Regions from separate parts of the Homo sapiens genome. Here region 2 is linked to region 1. A link is an interaction called in ENCODE POLR2A ChIA-PET data of the cell type or tissue named here. Cell type or tissue: Panc1. All regions are shown on one strand. Links, peaks and the distances in the headings refer to the core of each region. The heading gives the core; the rest is flanking DNA.

What was found. Peaks named below come from ENCODE experiments on the same cell type or tissue, not always from the same donor. Only the 100,000 strongest peaks of a DNase experiment are listed, where the experiment ranks them.
Region 2: POLR2A ChIA-PET joins it to region 1 with 13 read pairs; 2 of 35 experiments call an interaction of 5 or more read pairs at or near these places.

What each region holds. Positions count from the first base shown.
Region 1 is chr1:87,120,869-87,128,976 of GRCh38, reverse strand. No RefSeq gene overlaps it. Among named protein-coding and RNA genes, the nearest start is that of LINC01140, 4.8 kb to the left of the region's middle. In Panc1, for the core only: no CTCF peak of the experiment used is centred there; no DNase peak of the experiment used is centred there.
Region 2 is chr1:85,399,397-85,407,504 of GRCh38, reverse strand. All of the region lies in intron 1 of DDAH1 (dimethylarginine dimethylaminohydrolase 1), which reads left to right. Among named protein-coding and RNA genes, the nearest start is that of DDAH1, 62 kb to the left of the region's middle. In Panc1, for the core only: CTCF peaks have their summits at 2,866 and 3,075; no DNase peak of the experiment used is centred there; H3K27ac peaks cover 2,612 bases.

The sequences.
Region 1 (8,108 bases), core at 1,352-6,351:
TCTTTCTACCATTTCTCTTATCTTTAAAGGGTTCTTATTAAGCAGTATCTTCAAACTTATTTATGTGATGTCATGCTAGGAAGCAGCGTTGTCAATGTGCCACTTTCCATGAGCACTGAATTCAGTAAAAATAAAAGCCAAATAAATGATATATTGTCTCCATGCAGAATCTTCTCTAGTCATGACTAGCTATCCAGATAGTAGGGAATCCCTAAAGATAATCAGATAATGGTGACTTTTGCTTACTGAGGCAAGCTCCCCTTTCCTCTGCGCTTCTGGAGTGATTGATCCAGAGAGGCCAGCTTCTTGCTGGGGCACAGCTGCAATCCGCTGTAAGAAGCCAGCCCAGAAGCGGGGACACAAAATCATGGGGAGCCGACCATGGCCAAAGCATCATGCTATTACCCTTCACTTCACATTTTTTAGCTCTTTTTTGAATGTTATGAAAGATACACAGATGTATATATTTTATGTTTTCATATTAAAATGTTTTCATATTAAAAATCAAAGGGCAGGAGGAAGTGAGGAAGGGGAAGAAAGTAGCATTCAAACGCCAAGCATCATGCTGGGAACTTGGAGTTCTCAAGCCCTCCAGTCTTGGTCACTGGGGAAGGGAATGGGTATCACCCGCTTAGTTCATATTTGAATAACTGCTCATACTTGAAAATGTCTTCAACTGCAACAACATGAAGTGGGGAGCCCCCACAGGATCTCCACGTCTTCCCTGAGAGCTCTTGGACCATGCTCCTTCATCCTCCATGATTTTGATCTTGCAGTTCTGTTTACCTTCAGTGCCTTCTCACTCTTTACACCCTCATCCCAACCCCTTCCACTTTTCAAGACTCATTTAGACATCATCCCCAAGAAAGCTTCTGATTCCCCACTGTCCAGTCCCATCTGGGTGGGTACCCATAGAGATGTCCTGTACACCTTGTCCCCACGTGTTAGAATACTCTGTATATCTGTCTGCTTCCTCAAGGTACTGTGAGCTCTTTGAATGAGAGTCTTGTTCAGGTTTGCATCCCCAGTATCTACTGGTTCAGTTCTAGGCTACCACTTGCCCAAACAACACCTCTGTGTTCTAAGAAAAAGAAGAATGCAGCCCCATCCCTCCCACTCACGCCATACGCACACTGTCAGCCTCCAAGCAAGGCCATGTGACTCCCTTGTTCAAGTCAGAAAAAGGTTCTCCCTCCTCATAGTGGGTGCAGCTCTACAGCAAGGAGCAAGGCGTGGTGAGTAGGAGATGAGCTGGATGTCAGCACCCACTGGGCCCAGGCTCCAGGTAACCTGCACAACTGTATTGGTTGGCTCTGGTTGGATCAATCACTCCATCCAGAGAGCAGTGACCCACTTCTCCTGACCTCTGGCTCAGCTTCCAAGACACCAGGCTGCTTTTCTGCTCTACTACCAGCTACTCCCTCTAACTACAGCTGCTCCATGAGGTAGATAAGCCCCTGTGTCTCTAATGGCACAGTGCCCCATGCAACCCAAACACAGACCCCCAGGAGAGAGAAGCCAGGGAGGTCCTGTTTCTTCCAGGCCCATTGCCAGCCTCTGTCCGGGTCTGGGCACATGGGCTCATTTACATGGCTGGTTTGGAGCCTTTGGCAGATGAAAGCGTGCGGATGGTTTTATATGTGTTGCTCATCATTAAACCTCCCCTTCAGGGTTTCTTGCCGCCTTTGGTTTGTGTCTCAATCTGGAGCAAATTTAAGCAACGGTTTAGGCCTCTGCATTTCCTTGGTTTAATTAATAATTCATAATAAAAATTTAATCAAGGCATAAGCTTTTGTGGAAGGTTATAAAACACTTTTATTTGCCCTGGAGATCAGAATGACCACTTTCTAAATCTGTGAAATGATGGGTTTTTTTCCCAAATGAGGAAATTTTACTCTCAACTGTAAATTTCAGCTGTTTGCCATATGTAACCACAGAGAATCTGTTTATTGACTTAGTATATTAGGAATAGTTAGGCAGGAAGAAAAATAAACCCAAACTCCAGACAGGAGAAAGTGTGGGGAAGGAATGAAGAGTTGAAGTTAGAGTCTAGCAAACCTCTAGCCTCAGAGAATAACGAGAAGAGATAAATGGTAGAACCCATCTCCCAAAGGAGATGATCATGATAGTAACCAGATTGAGAGACAAAGAAACTGGCAGGACAGTCATCACAAGCCATTCAAGATCTTTGGAGACATAAGCAGAGAATGCAAAGGGAAGAGTAGAGCCGTGAGAGGATATTAGACACTATATGAACTCTGCAGCAAGGTGTGGAGTCCTGCTTAGTGAAAACTGTAAACACAGGATGGGTTTTTACCTGCCTGAAATAGCAGAAAAGAGTTCTTGGCAAATAGCAGAGAGAGGGTCTAGACCAGGGGTAGCTCAAACGTACGTCTATAGACAAAGCCAAACCACCAGGAAAGCCACCTAAAAATACGGAGTCCTCGGCCTCCACTTTAAATGCCTTTTAAAGCTCTGCAGGTGACTTTGATGTCAGCCAGCTTTGGGAACCGTGGTCCAGATGACCTTTTAAAGTCCTTCAGCATTAATTCTCTGAGATTTGTAAAAATTAAGTCAAGGGAGGAAGCACAAAGTTGCTGCAAAGAGCTGGATTCAGGGGATAATGTCTAATAATCAGTTTTCTCCATAATAATTATTGTAAAAACAACATGTTATTAACTTTGTGGTTACTCCCTTACTCTGACAACAACTCTTAAAGAAGGGTATTATCATCCCTCTTTTAGAGCAGGAAATGGAGTTTCAGAGACGTGAATCAGTTAGCTCAAAGCCATGCTGCTAGTGAATGGCAGGGACAGGTTTTGAGTCTCCTGACTGCAAACACGGTACTCAACCCTCATGGCCTGCACGGACCAGTCCTCCTTAAAGTTAGCTAAGTGGGCTGGGCATGGTGGCTCATGCCTGTAATCCCAGCACTTTGGGAGGCCGAGGTAGGTGGATCATGAGGTCAGGAGTTCGAGAGCAGCCTGGCCAACATGGTGAAATGCTGTCTCTACTGAAAATACAAAAATTAGCAGGGTGTGGTGGTGGGCACCTGTAATCCCAGCTACTCGGGAGGCTGAGGCAGGAGAATCGCTTGAACCTGGGGGGCAGAGGTTGCAGTGAGCTGAGATTATGCCACTGCACTCCAGCCTGGGCAACAAGAGCAAAACTCTGTCTCAAAATAATAATAATAATAAAATAAAGTTAGCTAAGTGTAACAACAGGGTTTGCCAGGTGGTAAAGGTTATGAAGGAGAAGCCCCTGGAAGGCCCAGTGGCAGACCCCACCCAGCACTAGTTCAGGCTTAAGTGGTCACTCAAGGATGAGCAAAAAGAAACTGACTCCTCAGGGCCTAATGGTCACAAACAATTCTCCAGTGTGGAAAAATAACTCCAAGGAAAAGCACTCAGATCCTGGCTTGGTAGTATTGGCTTTAAATAAGAAGTCCTCATCTTTCAAGCCAGATCCCTCACCTCCAAGCCCAGCCTCAGGCCCAATCTCACCCGTGAAAGCCCACTGGTCAGAGTGGCTAACCCATTCCTGGATGCCAGGAACTTCCAAGAGAAAGTGTTTACTGGGGTCCCTAAAAGACTAAGGTGTTGGCGGCAAGACACAGAATACTTTTAGAAACCCACTAGCTTAGACCAGTACATTTAGTTATAAGAAAAGTTCCTGGGCTTCTAATTTGCAATCTGAATTCATTGACTTTGGAGCGGAGGGGGTCAGCATGGAAGAAGAGATTAGTGAGAGCAGCCCCACTGCCTGCACCTGCAACAGGAGGTGCCGTCCAGGGGCAAGGATGGGTGCAATTGTTTGGATGAGCCTCACATCGGCTGTGAGAACCCACTTCACTACGTGCTTGACCCAATCCCCTAAATCCCTCCATCAACTACTTGTTAATACAGACTGAGTATCCCAAATTCAGGTATCCCAAATCCAAACTGCTCCAAAGTCCAAAACTTTTTGAGTGCCATCAAAATGCTCAAAGGAAATGCTCACTGGAGCATTTCAGAGTCAGATTTTATAATGCAAACATTCCAAAATCCCCAACAATTTTCTAAATCTGAAATATTCCTGGTCCCAAGCATTTTGGATAGGGGCTACTCAACCTGTATTTTTAAATATATATTCTTCCTCATTATAAAGAGGATTAGAGATGCCTTCTATAAGAACTGTTTGATAAATCACAGGTGGGTCAGCAACTTTTAGTCCCAAGCATTTTGGATAAGGGCTACTCAACCTGTATTTTTAAATGTACGTTCTTCTTCATTACAAAGAAGATTAAAGATGCCTTGTATAAAGAACTATTTAATAAATCACAGGTGGGTCAGCAATTTTTAAAAAAACACAAGACTATAAATAAAAAATGGAATAAAGGATGAAGCTACATCAAAAATTTCTAGCACATATGCTTATTTTGGATCAGGCAGAGATTTGGCTTTGTTTTCTAGCTGCCATGGCAAAGCAAAAAATGGGGGAGGAGAGACATCTGATTTGTTAGAGAATTCAGTGATCATAACAAACCAGAACCATGAAATAAGCCAGTCACAAAAAGACAAATACTGTCTGATTCCTCTTAGAGGAGGTACCCAGAGGAGTCAAATTCACAGAGAGAGAAAGTAGAACGCTGGCTGCCAGGAAGTGTAGAGAAGGGGAATGGGGAGTTATTGTATAACGGGTACAAGGTTTCCATTTGGGAAGACGAAAAGAGTTCAGGAAATAGATGGTGGTGATGGTGGCACAGCAGTGTAGGCACTGACTGCTACTGAACTACACACATAAAAACGGTTAAGATGGTAAATTTTATGTCGTGTGCATTTTACCGCAATTCTAAAAAGTTATGACTTAAAAAAGAAAAGAAAAGAAAAAAAAAAAAAGCCAGGCCCTGAGGAGCTGAACTACTTCTCCTTCTGATACGAAGATGAGGAAGAAGTTCTCTAATTAGAGTTCCACCAAAAGGAGACGTTTAAGGTTGCAAATGGCAGCTTCAACAACATGCTTACAGGAGACGCATTTCTCAGCCTTCAGTGGAGGTTGATGGCTTCACGCTAAAATGCAGTTCAGAGAAAGCACTATGGTGGGGCAGGGGGATATAATGGCGTCCAGGTAACCAAACGGGATGGTTCATGGAGGCAGGAGAGGACATCTGCTCACGTGACTGTGGGAGAGCAGCCTGCCTGGCCTTCTGCAGAGGCTCCAGCAGGAGGGAACTTGTGATAGCACCACTGCTGCCCAGTTTGAAAGTGAGACATGCAAATATGGCCACTTGGCCACCCACCAGAGTTAACACTGATGTGATACTCATGTCCCCAAGTTCTTCAGCCTTCAAGACTCGACTCTTCCCTTAACATGCAAACAGCTACAACCTTAGCTCCTATCCCAGGAGGCTGCAGGAAAGCCAGTCTTTAGTGAGCTTCTCCTACCCCAGTTGTTTCTAAGAATCACCCAGGAATGCATCCACGTTCCAAAGATCAGGCCTGTTTGCCACATCAGGTTGCCCTGGATGGACAAGTTTTCCACTGCCTCTAAGTCACCCTTGGCTTCTCCAGGTCGCTGGCTCCCCCACTGCATACAACCATACCCCTCCTTTAGTCTCCCAGAACATAAGACCAAACTATAATATTGATCGAAATTTTCTGAAAGCTCAAAGATAGCAGAAGGGAATTACAAAATAGAAACAGAAAGGTTAAACCTCAGAGATAGGAAGTCCTAACTATCTTCGTCCTTAACTCCTAATTTGTCCCTCATTTCAGGGGCCAGCCTGCTTTTCCCCAAATGCTTTGACCATGTTCCTTCTACCTAGAATCTGGCTTCCCTGATACATTTTGGGGTCCAAAAAAGAGAGAAATCTCCCAGAGGGTCCTCCAAGTCCAATGAAATAATTATCTCTGAGATGCAACTCTGCATATAGAGAAGACAACCCGTCATAGTATTTTACAGAGTTACTTGGCTCCTCTTTGTCTCAAATACCTCCATTCCAAATAGAGTTTGCTTGAACACGACCAAATACACATTAAAGTGCTGCTTTATTTTATTTTATTTTTTTTTTTGAGACGGAGTCTGGCTCTTTTGCCAGGCTGGAGTGCAGTGGAATGATCTCGGCTCATGGCAACCTCCTACTCCCTGGTTCAAGTGATTCTCCTGCCTCAGCCCCGACAGTAGCTAGGATTACAGGTATGCGCCACCACACCCAGCTAATTTTTGTATTTTTAGTAGAGACGGGGTTTCACCATGTTGGCCAGGATGGTCTCCATCTCCTGACCTCATGATCTGCCCTCCTGGGCCTCTCAAAGTGGTGGGATTACAGGCGTGAGCCACTGCGCTTCTTTCAAAACAAAGCGCCATTTCCCTCAATGTTGAATCATAAAGTTGCAGTTTGTCCCCATCCCTAGTTACCATGTTTCCAAAATTGTGGGATGCCATCTCAGTTCAAGCATCACTCCTATAACTCACTTTTACTGTGGTGGAGCAGTAGGGGGCCAGCCTCATTGGTTCTGCCAGGCATACTCCTTCTGGCAGTGGGCAGGATGGTTTTAAATGCTTGTGGCTTGGTAATTTGTGGACTCATTTGCAAGGCAAATGCAAGCTATCTAAAATTAAGGTTCAGTGAAATGGGGCACTAGCTAAGGATTTCTTTTGTTTCATTTTAAAACCACACTCTTGCTTTATGAGATTGTTACCACAGATCTAGCAAGAGGCCTGATTGCTTTCATTCACTGTATAAAATCTATTCCACCCTTCCCACTGAAGCTTGGATGAAAGAGTTGTAAGGGACGGGCCTATTGAGGTCGGTGGTGGCTAGTTGCAGCCAAATGTCAGTGCCATAAGGAAAAGGGCCAGGCTGGGAAGTTGGCCTGGCCTAGGATCTGGTCTCTGTATTCGTGTTATTGGTCACAGTCCCCAAGGGGGAGGCTTTGCGCTCTGATTCCTCTTGGTGAAATGTAGGGTAGAGTGTTTGGTCAACTTCAAAGCCCAGTGCAACTTCCTCAGCTCTTTGTCAGATTCTACCCAAGTCTGATCCAATCCTAGGGGGTGGAGGCGGGGAGGGGCGGTGCAGTATTCGACTTAGTTTACTCTTGGCAAAACAGATCTTCCTGAGTCTCAGGGAGGAAAACGAGCAGCTTAGACAGATGTAAACAGGCTCTGAGGCCCTTTGGACATCAAATAACACTAACAAAACAACGTTTAGATGAGTTAAGTGTAAATCAATCAGAAACATATGGACTACATTTAACTGAAAATACACAGGGGTTTACAAATTACAGGCACAGGGGCTTGGCAAAATGCAATTCAAGTTTTGCCAAACCTAAAATGTTTGGAGAAGATTAAAAGAAAGTAGTCTGACCCCAAATTCCTTCAACCCTGCCCATCTCTGACACTGATAATATCCCACATGACCATAAACATTTAAGGGCATGGATTTTAAGAGATTTATATGCTGAATAAATTTAACTACACAACGAGCTGAGGTTCTTTTCCAGAAGAATGTTCATAGAAAGCTGAAACTGCCAAGTGACTGTATTAAAAGGGAGAAAACATCTACCTTTTGAGTTGGGCCAAAGAGATACACCTACATGTTTTCACTTGCAACAGAGTGGGATATTCTAAGCTTAGATGCCCGTGATTGCAGATTCATGGAGCACAGGCTCTGCTTTTTCCTGGTGTGGGTAGTCTTTGCACAGTGAGTGGCAGGCAGCATCTTGCACCCATTTGCCGCATATGGGGACAACGCAGAGATATATTCACTAGTGTCACTGTTGTGTTGTGACCCTCCCACATGTGGCATTTCTAGGTCAAAGAAAAGTTGTCCCAGTGGAACTAAAGCACCCAAGATCCAACTGTTTGAGTTTTGAGATTCAAAAGTGAAGTCTGACTAAGATATAAAAGATTTGGTGTATCCACCCCACTTGCCACCCAAGATGAGATGGAGTCTCCAAAGGAGAGCAGAAGGAAAGAGAGGACTCCTCAGTGGGGTCCCTGAGAAAGAGCTGCATTACTGCTGCCCCCTGGAGGATGGAGGGGAATAAGAGAACAACAAAAGAGGTTGTGGGATGGAAGAGCAAAGACACCACTGTCTGTTTCCTGGGTGCCCAGCATGGACAGGAGCA
Region 2 (8,108 bases), core at 1,473-6,472, 1.7 Mb after region 1:
TGTGTTTCCAGATGCCAGTGAATTGCTGGAAAGCTGCAAGTTTAACTTTCCGCTCTGATAGAGTTTTAAAAGAGGTCAGGGTACATTTTACCATAGTGTCTAGCAATGTGAGTTTATTCAGACCTTTTGGCAGACATTCCTGCACACTCAAGCTAAATCAATGAATCATCCATTGTTGGCCAGCTCCGCTCTCAGTTGCTAAGAGATTTTTTCAAGCATACTGAGGCTTTATTCTACATGGTCTGTAAAAAGGGCAAACTGTATTAAATTTTAAAATGTCTCATCTTTCCTAAATTAGTAATTAAAATTTTACCCAGAACTTTAATACTGGGGCAATGGGAAAGTCTGTGTGCAGCTGGAGGCCTTTCTACTTGGGAAAATACGTGAGAAAACTTCCTGCTCATAACTCTTCAGAAATATGTGTGTGGAGGAAATGGAAACATTTAAAAAGTGGACACATGAAAAACAAAAACTCAAGGAGGAAGGTCTAAAGTCTCTTAAAGAAATATAATGTGTTTTTCTTCTTATATATTTCAAATAAAAGAGCTTTCCTTTAAATTTTATGAAATATACTCTAATTTTCCTTGTTTCTCTTTGAGTCATAAAGACCCTTGTAATATAGCATTTTATTTTAAAGCTTTAATATAATAGTTTTTAATATAAAAATTTAAAACTACCATGAAATAAAGGAATGTAATTTTTTCAGCTTGCCCTTTATGAATGTTTATAGTATATTCTGTTCTCTATATGTAATAACAGTGCTTCGTATACTCAAAAACTAAAGGAGTATATTTTTACGTGTTCTCACCACAAATAAATGATCAGTATATGAGGTAAGCCATATGCCTGATTCAGCCATTCCACAATGTATACATATTTCAAAGCATAATGCTGCATGCCATAAACATACACAATTTTTGTTAATTAAAAAATTAATTTTTTAAAAATGTATATTCTATATGTATCCTTCTTGAATATTTCAAGTTTTAAAACATAATAGTTGTTTCATTTCTTTTCTCTTTGGACTTCATGATGATTTCACATTATAGATAATCTCATAATTTATCATAGAGGTTACTATTTCATTTTGCTGAGAGGATGGGGATAATTTGGACTACAAATTTAAAAAGAGAAAGAAACCAAATGTAATGTATCTTAAAAAAATATTTTTAAGTTTATTGGATCCAGATGTAGTGATGAGGAAAGCTTCTCTTCTGTGTTTCTTAGTTTCTCAAGATAAAATTCTATTTCATAAATCTCTATGAGGACTGTATCAAATATTCTAAAAGAAGCTTTTGAGATAGAACGTGGCTTTTGGAATTGGACAGGCCTGGTTGCTCCATGTTCTAGACAGTGTGGCCTTGAACAAATTACTCCTCATCTTTGGGCTCCAACTTTCACATTTATAAAGTAAACATAATAATGCACACCACCATGGGTGGTTATGGAATTCAAATGAGGAAACATGGTAGGTAGCCCTGGCACATAGTGGGTCCTGGATAAATGTCAGTTCTTAGCTTCTTTAAAACTGTTGGAGGCTAATATCCGTGTGCTCTTAAATACAACCAAACCTCTTTAAGTTGGCAACATAAGTGTTAGGTTTTACTTCTAATTTCAAAAGAAACGTATTCGAGTGAGTGGCTGAGAGCATTCATTACATGAGGGCAGCTTGGAATAAGAGAACGGGATAGTCTTGCACCTTGGCATTCTTTCTTGCAGAGAAACAAAACATTTGTGATTCTTGGGTTCTTGTCTCCCCTCTCTGAGGCTCTCTCTTTTTCATAGAGGATTCCACCTTCTCTCAAGACTTGTATTCCAACATGCTATCTCCAGTTTACTATTCACTGCTATAAAGTAGGGCTTTTTTTTTTAGGGCACTTTTTAGATCCAGCCAAGGACCAAGTCTTTCCCAGCCAAATGCGGAGCAGGGAATGGACCATGCCTTGATACAGCCCCTGCTCCTGTTGATCCAGACCACGACTTTTTAAGACTTTAAGCTTACAGAAAAAATAAGGTGTGACCTCCATTTACATGCTTAAGCGTCCTGACACCTGTGTTTATTTAAAGGAACCATCTCCGTGTCTGTACTCACAGCCTGATGATGCATGCCGTCTATAGAACTACATACAGTGTTTTTTACAGTTAAGTTTTTTAATAGCAGGGAAAAACAAGATCTTTTCCTCAGATGCTTGACTATTTCCCTCTGTAATCTTAGGTATAGTTTCAACCCTATTTCTTTTCGGTAATATTTGTTATATTAGATGTTGGAGGCCAATATCAGCTAATAAATAGACCCATGTGGCCAATTTATTGAATTAAACTGAAGAGAATTGCTAGCATGTCTGCTGTTAGGATACAGTAGTATGAAGTGGCAGCTACATAAAACTGATTACTCTGGTGGCCCCTGCATAAAGGGAGAAGGCCTCATACAACTCAACAGTGATATCAGCAAAATAACATGTCTATCCTTGTCAAGAGAGAAAACAGGGTTGAAAATGACAGAATGAAGATGTAATACTCAGGCTTTCTAGGGCGGATTGTAGAGTCTGGCAAAAATGAAGCAAAACAAAACCCAAAGGAAAGAAGTTTAGATTTAATGCCTAAAGAAATGGCGTTCCCTCAAAGAAAGTCCACATGAACTGACTTAAGTTGCAGTGATGGGTCAGTGAGAACAGTACATATAGCAACTCCTGTGGCCTTCTGTTAGAGCTTCACCTTACAATTGTAATTTTTATATAACTCAACTTGAGAGAGAGAGAGAAAGACAGAGAATTTCCCTCACTTTCTGAATCATGGCTCAGAAGTGTGTTATAAAACACCAAGAACGGAAAAGCTATTACGTGGAATTTAAAGAAATACTTGAGTCTACAGTATCATTGAACTCTTGGATTCGGTTTCAGCAGACATGCTCTGTATTCCCACAAGAGTCTGGAAAATGAACTCCTATTTTTTTTTCTGTCTGGAGCTGCAGTTAGTGTTATTATTTGCTCCATGGCTCAATCCGGGTCAGACTGTTCTTCAGTAACACAGGTGGATGTTAAAACAGGGAATCTGTTGAAAAGATTGCGGAGGAACTGCTTCCCAAAAGCAGTTCTGGATGGCAATTTGATGGCAGTCAGCTATGGTAAGGACAAATGAAGCTTAGCAGTACCTTCTAGAATGTGGTCTTTCAGGCTTTGTCAACTGCAATCCTACAGGCAGAAGTTTCATGTATAATGGGTCAATATGAACTGGTGGCATCTTCTAAGAAGTGGATTCTAGAAATGGAGGTCATTAAATGCTCAATACTTGCGAATTGTAATGTTGATCTGCATTTTTCTGTTTAGCTTTATTTGTGAAATATAATATGTAGTTCTTAAAGAAAAATTCCATAAGCCTTTTTTTTCTTTCGTATGGGCTTAAAAATATTTTAGAAACTTGTTAAAAACTAGTTATAGAAATATTCATTATCCTACTAAAAGTGGCAGGAGGAATATAGTTGTGATTTAAGATATAGAAATTGTTTTGTACTAATGTGTTTATTGTCAGCAATTACATTGTTAAAATGTAACAAGTAAATTTTGCCAAGAGTACAACATGTATCCATTTGTAAGTAAGCACACAGGGAAAACAATATTTTAAATGTTCTACCCATTGAATTATTTTTCTAGTAAACAACTTGACATAAAATAGACTGAAACATCCGTTTATTTTAACAACTATGTTAAATTACAGATTAATGGTCCAAAATAAAATTTGAACTGATTTAATACATAATTCAGTTTTGGGGGAAAATAGATCTTTCTCCAACTGAGAATAGACTATATATTTTTTCTTTTGTGAATAACTTATTTTACCCTTAATAAGTTTAGGACTTGCCTGAACCACAGCCAGCCTTAAGAATCCTTTGTTCAGAAATGTTCAGCGTTATATTGACTAAGGAGCAATTTGGGGGTTGAAAAATAGATCACTATTTCAGTTTCTGACTTTAGACTATTTTTAAAGTAAAGTGCTGAGAGTTCCAATTGAAAAATTGCAAATGCTCCAGGACACTGTGCCTGGAAATAAGATTCCTGAAGAGTAGAGCCTAGGGATGTTTAGGCAACCCTTACAGAAACAAGCCTTCAAGTACATTTTAAGTACAGTGTGTCTCGCACGTTTTGAATTATTCTTTTCAGATTTTTTTTTCTTTGGATATAACTATTCTGTTTTACTTTACATACATATATATACATACACATATATGTATATGTATATATGTGTACATGCATGTGTGTGTGTATATATACACACATATATATTCACATACATATTCATATATATATTCATATATATATAGGTATATGTATATATGTGGTAAATCTAGGAGTTTACATATCCAAGGGAAAATTTCCCTCAAACTTGTGATTGTTACTCACCAGATCAAACATTAGCAGTCCCTAAGGGACAGTCCCAGTCCACAGCCAACACACACAGATCCCTTCTTATCACTTGGAACAGACACTCCTCCATGGGTACATACCCAGCATGCTTAAGAAAACAGGTATCTGTGGAGGTTAAACTAATATTTTTGGAGCAAAAAATGAGAATTGTCAGAAGTTTTTTTTTTTTTTTTTTGAGATGGAGTCTCGCTCTGTCACCCAGGCTGGAGTGCAGTGGCGCTATCTCGGCTCACTGCAAGCTCTGCCTCCCGGGTTCACGCCATTCTCCTGTCTCAGCCTCCCAAGTAGCTGGAACTACAGGTGCCCACCACCGTGTCTGGCTAATTTTTTGTATTTTTAGTAGAGACGGGGTTTCACCATGTTGGCCAGGATCATCTCGATCTCCTGACCTCGTGATCCACCGCCTCGGCCTCCCAAAGTGCTGGGATTACAGGCGTGAACCACCGCGTCCGGCCAGAAGATTTTTATTAATTGTGTTTTCTAGAAATGTAATCTTAGTTCAGCTATATTTACCAGAAAAATATACAAAGCATTTTTATATCTTAGTATTTGTAACTGAAATTATACATTTCTGAAGAAAATATCAAATCTGAGATAAAAACAGCATGGTAAATTAATTTGTACTGAAAATATTTTTGAAAATATTTTGTCTATAAGAATAGTTTGACAAGTAGCCTTATTTGCTATAGTTGAAAGACTCTGCTTGAAGAAAAGCATTCACACTTAGACCCTGGCTAGAAGAAAGAAATTGGAGGCAGATTTTTTAAAAGACTGTACTTTCAGGCCTGGGCACAGTGGCTCACACCTGTAATCCCAGCACTTTCAGAGGCCAAGGCAGGAGGATCACTGAGGCTAAAAGTTCAAGATAAGCCTGGGCTACGTAGTGAGACCCTGTCTGTACCAAAAAAAAAAAAAAAAAAAATAGAAGTATTAGCTGGGAGTGGTGGTTGCGTACCTGTAGTCTTAGCCATTTGAGGGGCTGAGGCAGGAGGATTGCTTGAGCCCAAGAGTTTGAGGCTGTAGTGAGCTGTGATTGCAGCACTGCACTCTAGCCTGGGTGACATAGCAAGACCCTGTCTCTAAAAAAATTAATTAAAGTAAAATAAAATACATTGCCTTCAGAACACATTAAAAAGGAACAAGATGCAAAATAGTTTTGAAAATGTTTTCTTTTAAGTAAGATAGTAATTGTGCTTCTTTTTAAAACAAAATTACATATAACTGAAAATCTAATTCTACAGTTCAATAATAGGAATTTTAAGAGCTCAAAAGCTGCTTCTTAGTCAGGTGCAGTGGCTCATGTCTATAATCCCAGCACTTTGGGAGGCCGAGGTGGGTGGATCACTTGAGTGCAGGAGTTTGAGACCAGCCTGGACAACGTGGTGAAACCCCATCTCTACAAAAAAATCGTTAAAAATTAGCTGGGCATGGTAGTGTGCGCCTGTAGTCCCAGCTACTTGGGAGGCTGAGATGGGAGGATTGCTTGGGCCCAGGAGATCAAGGTGACAGTGAACCTTGGTCATGCGACTGTACTCCAGCATGGGCAATAGAGTGAAACCCTCCTCAAAAAAAAAAAAAAAAAGAAAGAAAAAAGAAAAAAGAAAAGCTGCGTCTCTTAAAATCCAAGGTAAAATTATATTTCATCCTCATTACAACTCTTTTTCCTAAAAGTAAATATAAACCATGCTCTTCTTTATGTGCTATTTAGCCTATCTTTATCTGATGTATTTAGTCATTCTCTACTGCTCCAAGGAAGTGAATAAATCCAGGTAAAAAGAAGATACCAATAATGAAAGATTTCACTTTTCATGAATGTTTTCATAGTAGGCCCTCTTCATTTTAGGACTGTAACCTGTTGGAAAAAAGGATCGATTCCTGTAATTGTATTGCTAGACTGTGTCAAGGCAGTGTATTATGAAAGCTACATTTGAGCAGCACGAAGATCGCCTTTTAATGATGAGAGATAGTGTTAGTCTGCTGTACTCAAAAGTGTTCACTCTTTAGCCCAATGTTCTCGTATTATATAAAGCTTTAGAAACCCTGGACATTTGCCTACAATGTCTTTGAAGAAGGCAATCACATTGTGGGCATGGATCATATCTCTCTGCTTACATTTTTATGGTTTTCATTTATGTACCATTGTACTGCAGAAGGGATAGAAGGCAGCTTGGAAGGATATATATAATAAAGGTAGAACCAATCAAAAGATGGATATAGGAATAAGATAAAATGATTACCATTAGGTGGCCAGGAACACAATGTATGGTCTACACACTGTTACAGATGGGTCACAAATTCCACTGAAAGCTTTCTAACCACCAGCATAAAGAAGTGAACCTGGTGGGTATTTTAGTCTATGAGGGCCTAAAGATACAGGCAGGTCAGATTCTGAGAAGTGAAAATGTGATTACTACTAAGCTCAGAGAAAAATTTCTTCCTGGGGATCCCATGTGGACAGTGCGTAATGATATAAATAGCATCATCTACCACATTTTTACCAGTAGGTACAGTTCAGTTAATTCAATATTATAGAAAGTAAACTCTCTAATTAGATGTACATTTTAGAATTTCTGCAAGAGTAGGCCAGGCACAGTGGCTCAAGTCGTAATCCCAGCACTTTGGGAAGCCCAGGTAGGCAGATCACCCGAGATCAGGAAGTCAAGACCAGCTTGGCCAACAGGGCAAAACCCTCTCTCTACTAAAAATACAAAAAACAACAACAAAAAAAGCTGGGCATAGTGGCACACACCTGTAATCCCAGCTACTCAGGAGATTGAGGCAGGAGAATTGCTTGAACTCAGGAGGTGGAGGTTGCAGTGAGTCGAGATTGCACCACTGTACTTCCAGCCTGGGCAACAGATTGAGACTCCGTCTCAAAAAAAAAAAAAAAAAAAAAAAAAAAAAAAGAAAAGAAAAGAAAGGAATTCCTGCAAGAGTAGACTATGTGTCCTTCAGGCATTCCTCCCTGATTGTTTTTGATAAATAATGCCAGTGAGCTCAAGGTTTTTTTGCTAAACAATTGGCTGGGATGCAGCAAAACAAGGCCAAGATTCTCCAAAGAAAAAAATATTTGAGTCCACTTGGGCATTTCAAGAACAAAATTACAATAGATTTAGTTTTAAAGATCACGGTTGGCTTTATTGCAATTCTAGAATCAGGCAACATTTTATGCCATAAAATACAATAAATTTGCCAGTGAGTTGAACAGAAGGGGTTGGTTTTATAGACAGAAAGGGCTAAGGAAAGCAAAAATGAAGAACAAAAAACAGATTGATTATTTCAAAGTTACTTTCCTTGAAAGGCAGGGACAGGGAGGCAGAAAAATAGAAAGATTGGTTAGCATCAGGTTACTTTTAAGGATTAAAACAGAGGAAACTATTATCCTACTGATTGAAGATTGAAATTGGCCTATTTGGGAAATTGGCTGCTATCTCTCTCTCCTGCTTTCTTGGAATGTTATATAACAACTTAGTTTCAGTTTGGTGATGTGGAACTTCAGCATGGATAACTCCATTTTGATTTTTAGTCAAATCTGTTGGGGCCTAATGCAGGAGCTGTGGGGCCTAGTGCAGAAGCTTAGTCCAAAACAATGGCCTCCTATATTTTGTATTTAACAATTTTCCCCTTTCAGTCATGCTTTCACCTGGGTGAGTGCATGACCAAAACTAAGGGCATTAATGCTACTCT